2 separate regions of the Homo sapiens genome follow, and region 1 is linked to region 2. The links are chromatin contacts, found by Hi-C or POLR2A ChIA-PET in ENCODE. All regions are on one chromosome and are shown on one strand. Each heading gives the region's core, a stretch centred on a gene start or an enhancer-like site at or near the end of the contact. The rest is flanking DNA. Distances are from core to core; before and after follow the strand shown.

Region 1 (3,625 bases), core at 73-2,572, 1.3 Mb before region 2:
GTGGGAAAGCACAGGTCACGTTTATTGAGCCAGCCAGGAGCTCCAAATGACCTGCGGCCAGACCCCTCCCCACCCCCCAGGAGGCAGGCAGCATCCTCTAAAGATGCTTCTGTGGGAGGGTGCAGAGGTTGCCAAGGTCATGACGCTGGAACTGGACCCCCACTGACCTGGCCCCTTCAAAGTCCTCACACACAGCCTCCTCCAAAGTCTCGCTGTGGCCGCAAGACAACAGAGGCCCAGGCCGCAGTGAACAGAGCCGGCCAGAGGCTCCAGCGCCCAGACACTCCCAGAGGAGGCTTGCCCGACCTCCTGGCTCTTATATAAGCACACCGGCTCTTTTCGGAGGGTGTCCACATAACTACCCACAACCCAAGTTGCTGCGGGCTAAGTCCTGGCTAAAGAAGGGAGAGAATTTATTAGAGAAACCTGGTTCTTGTGGGGTGGGGACAGACAGGGAAGAAAATGGGCCCACAGGCAAGACAGGTATCTGGCTGGCCTGTGAAGGAGGATGACAAGGGCTGGGAAGAGGCAGGGGAGGCACGGAAGCTCCAGAAGAAAAGGGGATCCAACCTCAGACTCCAAACTGTTGCCGGCGACAAATGCTATGGGAGACGGAGGGTGACAAACGCTGTAAGAGACGGAGCGTGGGAGAGGGCTGAGTTGGGGGGCGGGGCTCGGCCTGTGAGGATGCCCAGGCCGGGATGGAGGAAGGCAAGGGGCTGGCGCGGCCCGCAGAGGAGGCCCGAACACCCCGGGGGCTCCGAGAGGCGGGACAGGGCCAAGGAAGGAGTCGACGGGCCAGGCTGGGGGTCTGGAGTTAAGGGACAGGGAAGGGTGCGGAGCCTGTGACTGCGGGCGAGGGAGGGGTCTGAGTCCAGAGCGGGTGGCTCTCCCGGGACAAGGTCCAGGCCTGATCGCGGCCTCTGCCGGGGTTGCGGGAGTGAACGGCAGGGCTGGCCCGGGGCAGGGGTCTCGGCCACGGGTGGGGGTCTCCCCTGCGTCCCGGTTAGTCTCTGCCGGGGAGGGGTCTCGTCCTGCCCCTCAGGTCGTCTTCCGGCCCTAACGGGGGTCGGCGGGCTCGACGGGGTCTCGGCGGGGCGGGGTTCCCGGGGTCCTGGCGGCCCGCGCCCCTCACCGCGCTCTTCTTGGTCACCATCTTGTCCAGCCTCCGGGCGATCCGCGCAATCTCCTCTTCCTTGCCCATCATCGCCTCAGGAGCAGCGACCCCCGCGCCCGTCGCGCCCGCCTCCGCAGCCGGGCAGGACCCCGGCCCCGGCCGTCGCCACCTCCCACACCCGCCGCAGCCGACGCAGCCCCGCCGCGGACGACAGACCCCCGGTTCAAACCCTCGGCCCCGCGGCCGCGCGCGGCATCCTAGGATGCGTAGTCCACGCGCCCGCCTGCCGCGCCCGCCGCGCCCGCGCTCTGGACCACAACTCCCAGGCGCCACGCGGCGCGCACAGCCTCCTGGGAAGTGTAGTCCTGACCCACCGTCGCCAGTGACTCGTGATCCCACAATACCCCGCGAGGGAGGCGCCCCGGGCACGCCCCTCCCAGAGCTCAGACATCCCGGAGCGACCGGGCCCCAGGAGGCCCAGGAATCTGCTCCCTTCTCTCCTCCTGCTTCGGGCCTTGCTGTCCCGCGGCGTCCTTCGGTGGGTGGCTCAGGACCCAGTGCCCTCAGCCCTTCTCTTGGGCCCCGCTGAGCCCTGCGCGCGCCCCACTTGGCCTAGAAGGCCGTCCCCAGCCTCCCAGAGCCCAGTTTGGGTCATTCGGGCTTCTGAGTAGAGTTACTTCTTCAAGAGGCCCGCGCACACTGGGAGGCCTCTTGTGGGGCCCTGCAGGTGTGAGCGCGCGGTAGCTGGACGTGGCGTCTGGAAGGGGCCATTGCTGGGGTTCGCGAAGTGCGGGGGCCTCTGCCGAGGCTGCGTGGGCAAGGCCCCTGCCTGCAAAGTCAGCTACCAGGGAGCAGATTCTGGGCTCTGCACGTTGACCACTGTGTCTCAGTCTCCCCACCTGTGAAACTGGAGTTAAGTGTCCGCCTCACAGGGCTCCCGTCAAGATGATGTCAGCTGATTCACATCACATGCCTGAGAACAGAGAGGGGATGGAGCATGACAATTAGTGTTCATTGACATTGTTGTTGGAGGTCCCTAGGTAGGGCCAGACTGCAGGCAGCCAGAGAGATGGCCCAGGCCTAGGGAGGGTTGAGGACGGGGACAGGTGCAGGGCCAGCATCCCCACCACTGCCTGGCAGCTCCCCAGTAATGCAGATGCTGGGTGGTTTCCTGGAGAGGGCACAATCCTGGGGGAGGGTGTGGATCAAGGAGCCTGTAGTCATTCAAGTTCAGGCCAACGAACTATGAGGCCAGGTGGCAGGTGGAATGGGCTGAGCATTTCTTGGGCTGTCTGTGGCACTAATCACATATAACTGAGCTTCCCCGCAGCCAAAATGAAAAGGAAAATATGGTCAGTTAAGAGACTCATCTTAGCCGGGCAATAGTGGCTCATGCCTGTAATCCCAGCGCTTTGGGAGGCCCAGGCGGGTGGATCACCTGAGGTCAGGAGTTCGAGACCAGCCTGGCCAATATGGTGAAACCCCGTCTCTACAAAGAATACAAAAACTAGCCAGGTGTGGTGCCGGGCACCTGTAATCTCAGCTACTTGGGAGGCTAAGGCAGGAGAATTGCTGGAACCCGGAAGGCGGAGGTTGCAGTGAGCCAAGATAGCACCATTGCACTCCAGCCCTGGCCAACAACAGCGAGACTCCGTCTCAAAAGAAAAAAAAAGAGAGAGAGAGACTCATCTTGGTTGGGCACAGTAGCTCACCCCTGTAATCCCACCACTTTGGGAGGCTGAGGTGGGCGGATTATCTGAGGTCAGGAGTTCCAGACCAGCCTGGCCAACATGGTGAAACCCTGTCTCTGCTAGAAATACAAAAATTAGACCGGGCATGGTGGCTCATGCCTGTAATCCCAGCACTTTGGGAGGCCAAGGCAGACGGATCACGAGGTCAGGAGATCGAGACCATACTGGCTAACACGGTGAAACCCCATCTCTACTAAAAATACAAAAAATTAGCCGGGCGTGGTGGCGGACGCCTGTAGTCCCAGCTACTCCGCAGGCTGAGGCAGAAGAATGGCATGAACCCAGGAGGCGGAGCTTGCAGTGAGCGGCGATCATGCCACTGCACTCCAGCCTGGGCAACAGAGCAAGACTCCATCTCAAAAACAAACAACAACAAAAAAAAAATTAGCCGGGCGTGGTGGCACATGCCTGTAATCCCAGCTACTTGTGAGGCTGAGGCAGGAGAATCACTTGAACCCAGGAGGCGGAGGTTGCAGTGAGCCCAGATTGTGCCACTGCACTCCAGCCTGGGTGACAGAGTGAGACTGTCTCCAAAAAAAAAAAAAAAAAAAAAAAGACTCAGGCTGGGCGCGGTGGCTCATGCTTGTAATCCTAGCACTTTGGGAGGTGGACTGCCTGAGCTCAGGAGTTTGAGACCAGCCTGGGCAACAGGGTGAAACCCCGTCTCTACTAAAATACAAAAAAACAAAAAAAAATTAGCCGGGCATGGCGGCATGCGCCTGTAGTCCCAACTACTCAGGAGGCTGAGGCAGGAGAA
Region 2 (4,041 bases), core at 1,160-3,659:
CCACACAGGCCTCAGCTTCCGTCCAGCCACTGCTCTCAAACAAAGTCCTCTCCAATCCCGGAGGTTCCAAGACCACCCAAGCACAGGTAGGGCGGGGTCTGCGCTGGACCCTCACACCTCCCTGGAGGCCCGGGGTCCTCACCCTCACCTCCCTGCCCTTGGCCAGGGTCTGGCCTTTTCTGAATCCCAAGCCCAACCTTTCCCGAGCCTCACCTTCTCGGACCTCCTGAATGATCTCTTCTGGAAGGACGAAGTTCCTCTCTGGATTCGGGAATGGAAGAATCTCAGACTCATGCTGATATCAAATAGAGAGTTTTGTTTAAGAAACAAGGGTGAAGATGCAGTTTCAAGAAGTCACTAGAGCCGTGTAAGAGCCACTTGGGGAGAGGCCAATGAGCACACATCACTGTGTTGGAGGCTGCGGCGGGCGGGGCAAGGGCAAAGGGCATTTCTTCTTTTTGTGAACAGCGCCTGCCACAGCTGGGCTTTCCAGACAGACCCAGGGAGGGCAGAACCAGCGGCAGCAGATGCAGGAGTCAGGAAGACCCACCGGGGCCAGCATCACTAAGGCGGGCCCTGAGGACCGGGCAGCCCTGGTGACACACACCTGTGGGCTCCGCCTGCCCAGCACGGCCTGCAGTCTCACCATGAGACTGCGTTCCCCAAGGCGGCATGCAGAGGGCACAGTGACAGCCCTGGGGAAAGGCCGCAGGCACCTCGAGTTCTCATCCACGTGGCAGGAGCCCATGGACACCGAGGGTGTCGGTTGGGAGCGCCACAGGCACAGAACCAGGCAAAGAAGAAGAGAGTGCTTGCCAGGCACTGCCCTCCTGAGGTCGCACAGACCAGAGGGAGAGACCTATGTCATACTGATGGCCGGTGTGGCCCTGAGTCCAACGTGGCTGGCACAGACTCTCCACCAGCACAGGTCCCCACTCCTCCTGGTCACCTGACCCCTGACCCCCACCCCACTCTCCAAGTACACCACCTTCTTTGAGCTCCTGGACCCACCACCTCCTGCTGCCACAGGGCCTGGAACACCCACCTGTCTCTTCTGGCCACCCTGCTTACCTAGTTAACCCGCTCGCCCGTCACACAGTGCCAGCTCCAAGCTCTGCGAGGACTGGAACTCTACTTGTCTGACTCCCACAGAAGTCACCAAATTCACCTTGGTGTGACTCAGATAGGGTCACCCTCTGCCTAAAGCACTTCGGGGGCCTCCCAGGAGGCTGACAATGGCCTAAGGGCCCGGGACTCTGCATCCTTCCCTCCCTCCCCAGGGTCTCAGCTGGAGACTCTGGCCCAGCACCCAGTCTAAAGCAGAGCCCCTGAAAAGCTAGCCAGCTGCTAGCACTGTGTTTGTGCTTTCCATGACAGGCTCTGGAGCCCCGGGATGTCCTCCTTAAGGACGAGCCTCACTGCAGGGGTCTCTGCCCAGGGGACCCCAGCAGGCACGGAGGGGCCTCTGCCCAGCTCAGGCTGACCCTGAGAGCTCACTGCAGACCCCAGCAGGCATGGAGGGGCCTCTACTCTGCCCAGCAGACCCCAGCAGACATGGAGGGGCCTCTGCCCAGCTCAGGCTGACTCTCAGAGAGCGGTGTGCGGGTTCGTGCCCCCATCGGGCGGCACAGGGAGGGCGGTTGGGCTCACCAGCGCCTGCATGTCGTACATGGTGCTCAGATGGTCCCAGATGACCTTGGATGGGACCTGCCGCCCGATGTTCTGGCTGAACTTGTCCCGAATACAAATCATGTGGAAGTGTCGGTTCACACCTGAGGGGAGGAGGGGCGGCGGGATAACCGGTGAGCGGTGAGGAGAAAGGGGATGGAGGGGACGGGCTGCCCTGGGGACTGGAGGGGCAAGGGTGGCTGCGGAGAGATGGGGAGGGCCAGGGTGTGGAGGGGCTGTGGGGGGGCAGGGCTGGGTGGTGTGTGTGGGAGGGGGTGGGCTGTCCCGGGGCGGGGGTGGGGGTGGGGCACTGCGGGCTGGGACCTCGCGGTCTCACGGGGGTAGGGGTCGTGGGCGGGGTCCGGGGCGGGGTCCGAAGGGCGCGTGGGAGGGGGCGGGGGTCCCGGGACGGGTGTGGCGGCGGTGTCACGGCCCGGGCTCGGCGGGGAGCGTGGGGGCGAGGGTGTCGCGAGCGCAGGCCCCGCCCCGCCCCGCCGGTTGCCCGCCCCGCCCCCACGCGCGTCCGCAGCCTGGGCGCTCACCGACGGGCTTGTGGCCCAGCATGGCGTGGAAGAGGCACACCTCCACCTCGGGGCTCCACACCACTGTCTCCTCCGCCGGGCTGGTGGCCGCCTCCCCCGGGCCCTTGTCGCCTGCGGCGCCCCCGCCGCCCACCTCGGCCTCTCCCATGGCCGCGGCCCGGCCGAGCAAGGAGCCCCCGGCGGGAGCAGGCGCGGCCACGAGCTCCGCGCAGGCGCACTCGGGGGCGGGCGCGCGCTCCGCCGGGTACGCGCTCGGGCTCACGCGCCGGCGTCGGCGCAGGCGCAGCCGAGGTCTCGGGTCCCTTCCCGCCGGGGACTCCGCCCTGCTCCGCCCCGCGCGGGGGTTCTTAAAACGTGTTCCTCTTTAAAGCACAGTAAGAAATACACTGCACCCAAACAAAAAAGTCTGTGCTTCAAAGGAAACCATCAGAAAAGTGAAAAGACGACCCACAGATGAGAGAAAATATTTGCAAATCCTATATCTGATAATGAACTTCCTTGTAGAAGGTATAAATAATTCTTATAACTCGATAATAAAAAGACAATCTAACTATAAAACGGCTAAGGATTTGGATACACATTTTTCCAAAGAAGATGTACAGATGGGCCGGGCGCGGTGGCTCACGCCTGTAATCCCAGCACTTTGGGGGGCCGAGGCGGGCGGATCACCTGAGGTCAGGAGTTCGAGACAAGCCTGGCCAACATCGTATAACCCCGTCTCTACTAAAAATACAAAAAAAGTAGCCGGGCGTAGTGGCGGGCGCCTGTAATCCCAGTTACTCGGGAGGCTGAGGCAGGAGAATCGCTTGAACCCGGGAGGCAGTGAGCCGAGATCGCGCCATTGCAATCCAGCCTGGGCAACAAGAGCGAAACTCCGACTCGAAAAAAAAAAAAAGATGTACAGATATGGCTAATGAGCACCATCGGTCACGCGAAACTAGAATCAGCCCGCGTGGGGACCCCCTGCCCCGCCGAGACCGCCACAACCACGCGGCCGGGGTGACGAGTGCTGCGAGGGTCAGGGCTCGGGACCCTCGTGCGGTCGTGCTGTGCGGTCAGATGGGCCGCTGCTGCGAAAGACAGTCTGGCCGTTCCTTCAACGATGGAACCGTCTCCCTAGGAAGCAGCAGCTCCGTGGCGGGCGCCCGCGGCAGTGGAACAAGACACAGGTTCAGGCTGGGACCCGCAGCCGCGAGGCAAGCGCCGCCCCCAACCCGGGGCTGAACCTGCGAGGGGCGCCCGGAGCGCGGGCACCCGCACGGCGCAGCCGCGTTCAGCCTAAAAGCAGCGAGCGCGGACTGCGGCAGCGTGGGTGCGGGCTGAGACGAAAGTCAGAGAATTCAGACACGAAAATACACAGCATGGGAATCCATTCACAGGAAGAGCCAGAACTGGCAACTCCATAGGAATAGAAAGTAGATGCACGGTTGCCGGGGACGGGGGAGGGGGAGGGAAACGCGAGTCACTGCGGATGGGGACCGGCTTCTTTTTTGTTTGTTTTTGAGGCAGAGTCTCGCTCTGTTGCCCGGGCTGGGGTGCAATGGCACGATCTCGCCTCACTGCAACCTCTGCCTCTTGGGTTCAAGCGATTCTACTGCCTCAGACTCCCGGGTAGCTGGGACTACAGGCGCTCACCACGGCCGGCTAATTTTTGTATTTTTAGTAGAGACGCGGTTTCACTATGTTGGCCAGGCTGGTCTCGAACTCTTGACCTCAGGTGATCCTTCCTCCTCGGCCTCTCAAAGTGCTGGGATTACAGGCTTGAGCCACCGCGCCCGGCCGGGCCCAGCTTCATTTTAAGGAGGTGAAATGCTCTGGAATTAGATAGTGG

Evidence for each region. A loop is a pair of places that touch in the nucleus more often than their neighbours do. ChIA-PET counts read pairs that join two places held with the same protein, here RNA polymerase II (POLR2A). Pooled maps may share reads with other maps.
Region 1: a loop to region 2 is called in a pooled map, with 5 times the contacts of the local background. The contact joins the promoter of TCEA2 here to the promoter of MRGBP in region 2. A Hi-C loop is called at or near these places in 2 of 37 single-sample maps with no recorded cell type and 8 of 50 pooled maps. POLR2A ChIA-PET finds 5 or more read pairs at or near these places in 1 of 52 experiments (Caco-2).

Annotation. Positions count from the first base shown.
Region 1 is chr20:64,060,895-64,064,519 of GRCh38, reverse strand. It overlaps TCEA2 (transcription elongation factor A2), which reads right to left and starts at 1,322. Exons shown (of 10, transcript NM_003195.6): 1 at 1,136-1,322. The coding sequence starts at 1,207. RefSeq lists a silencer at 1,062-1,421 and enhancers at 1,752-1,801, 1,812-1,941.
Region 2 is chr20:62,794,841-62,798,881 of GRCh38, reverse strand. It overlaps MRGBP (MRG domain binding protein), which reads right to left and starts at 2,409. Exons shown (of 5, transcript NM_018270.6): 1 at 2,211-2,409; 2 at 1,651-1,772; 3 at 214-295. The coding sequence starts at 2,358. RefSeq lists a silencer at 2,103-2,642 and an enhancer at 3,266-3,812.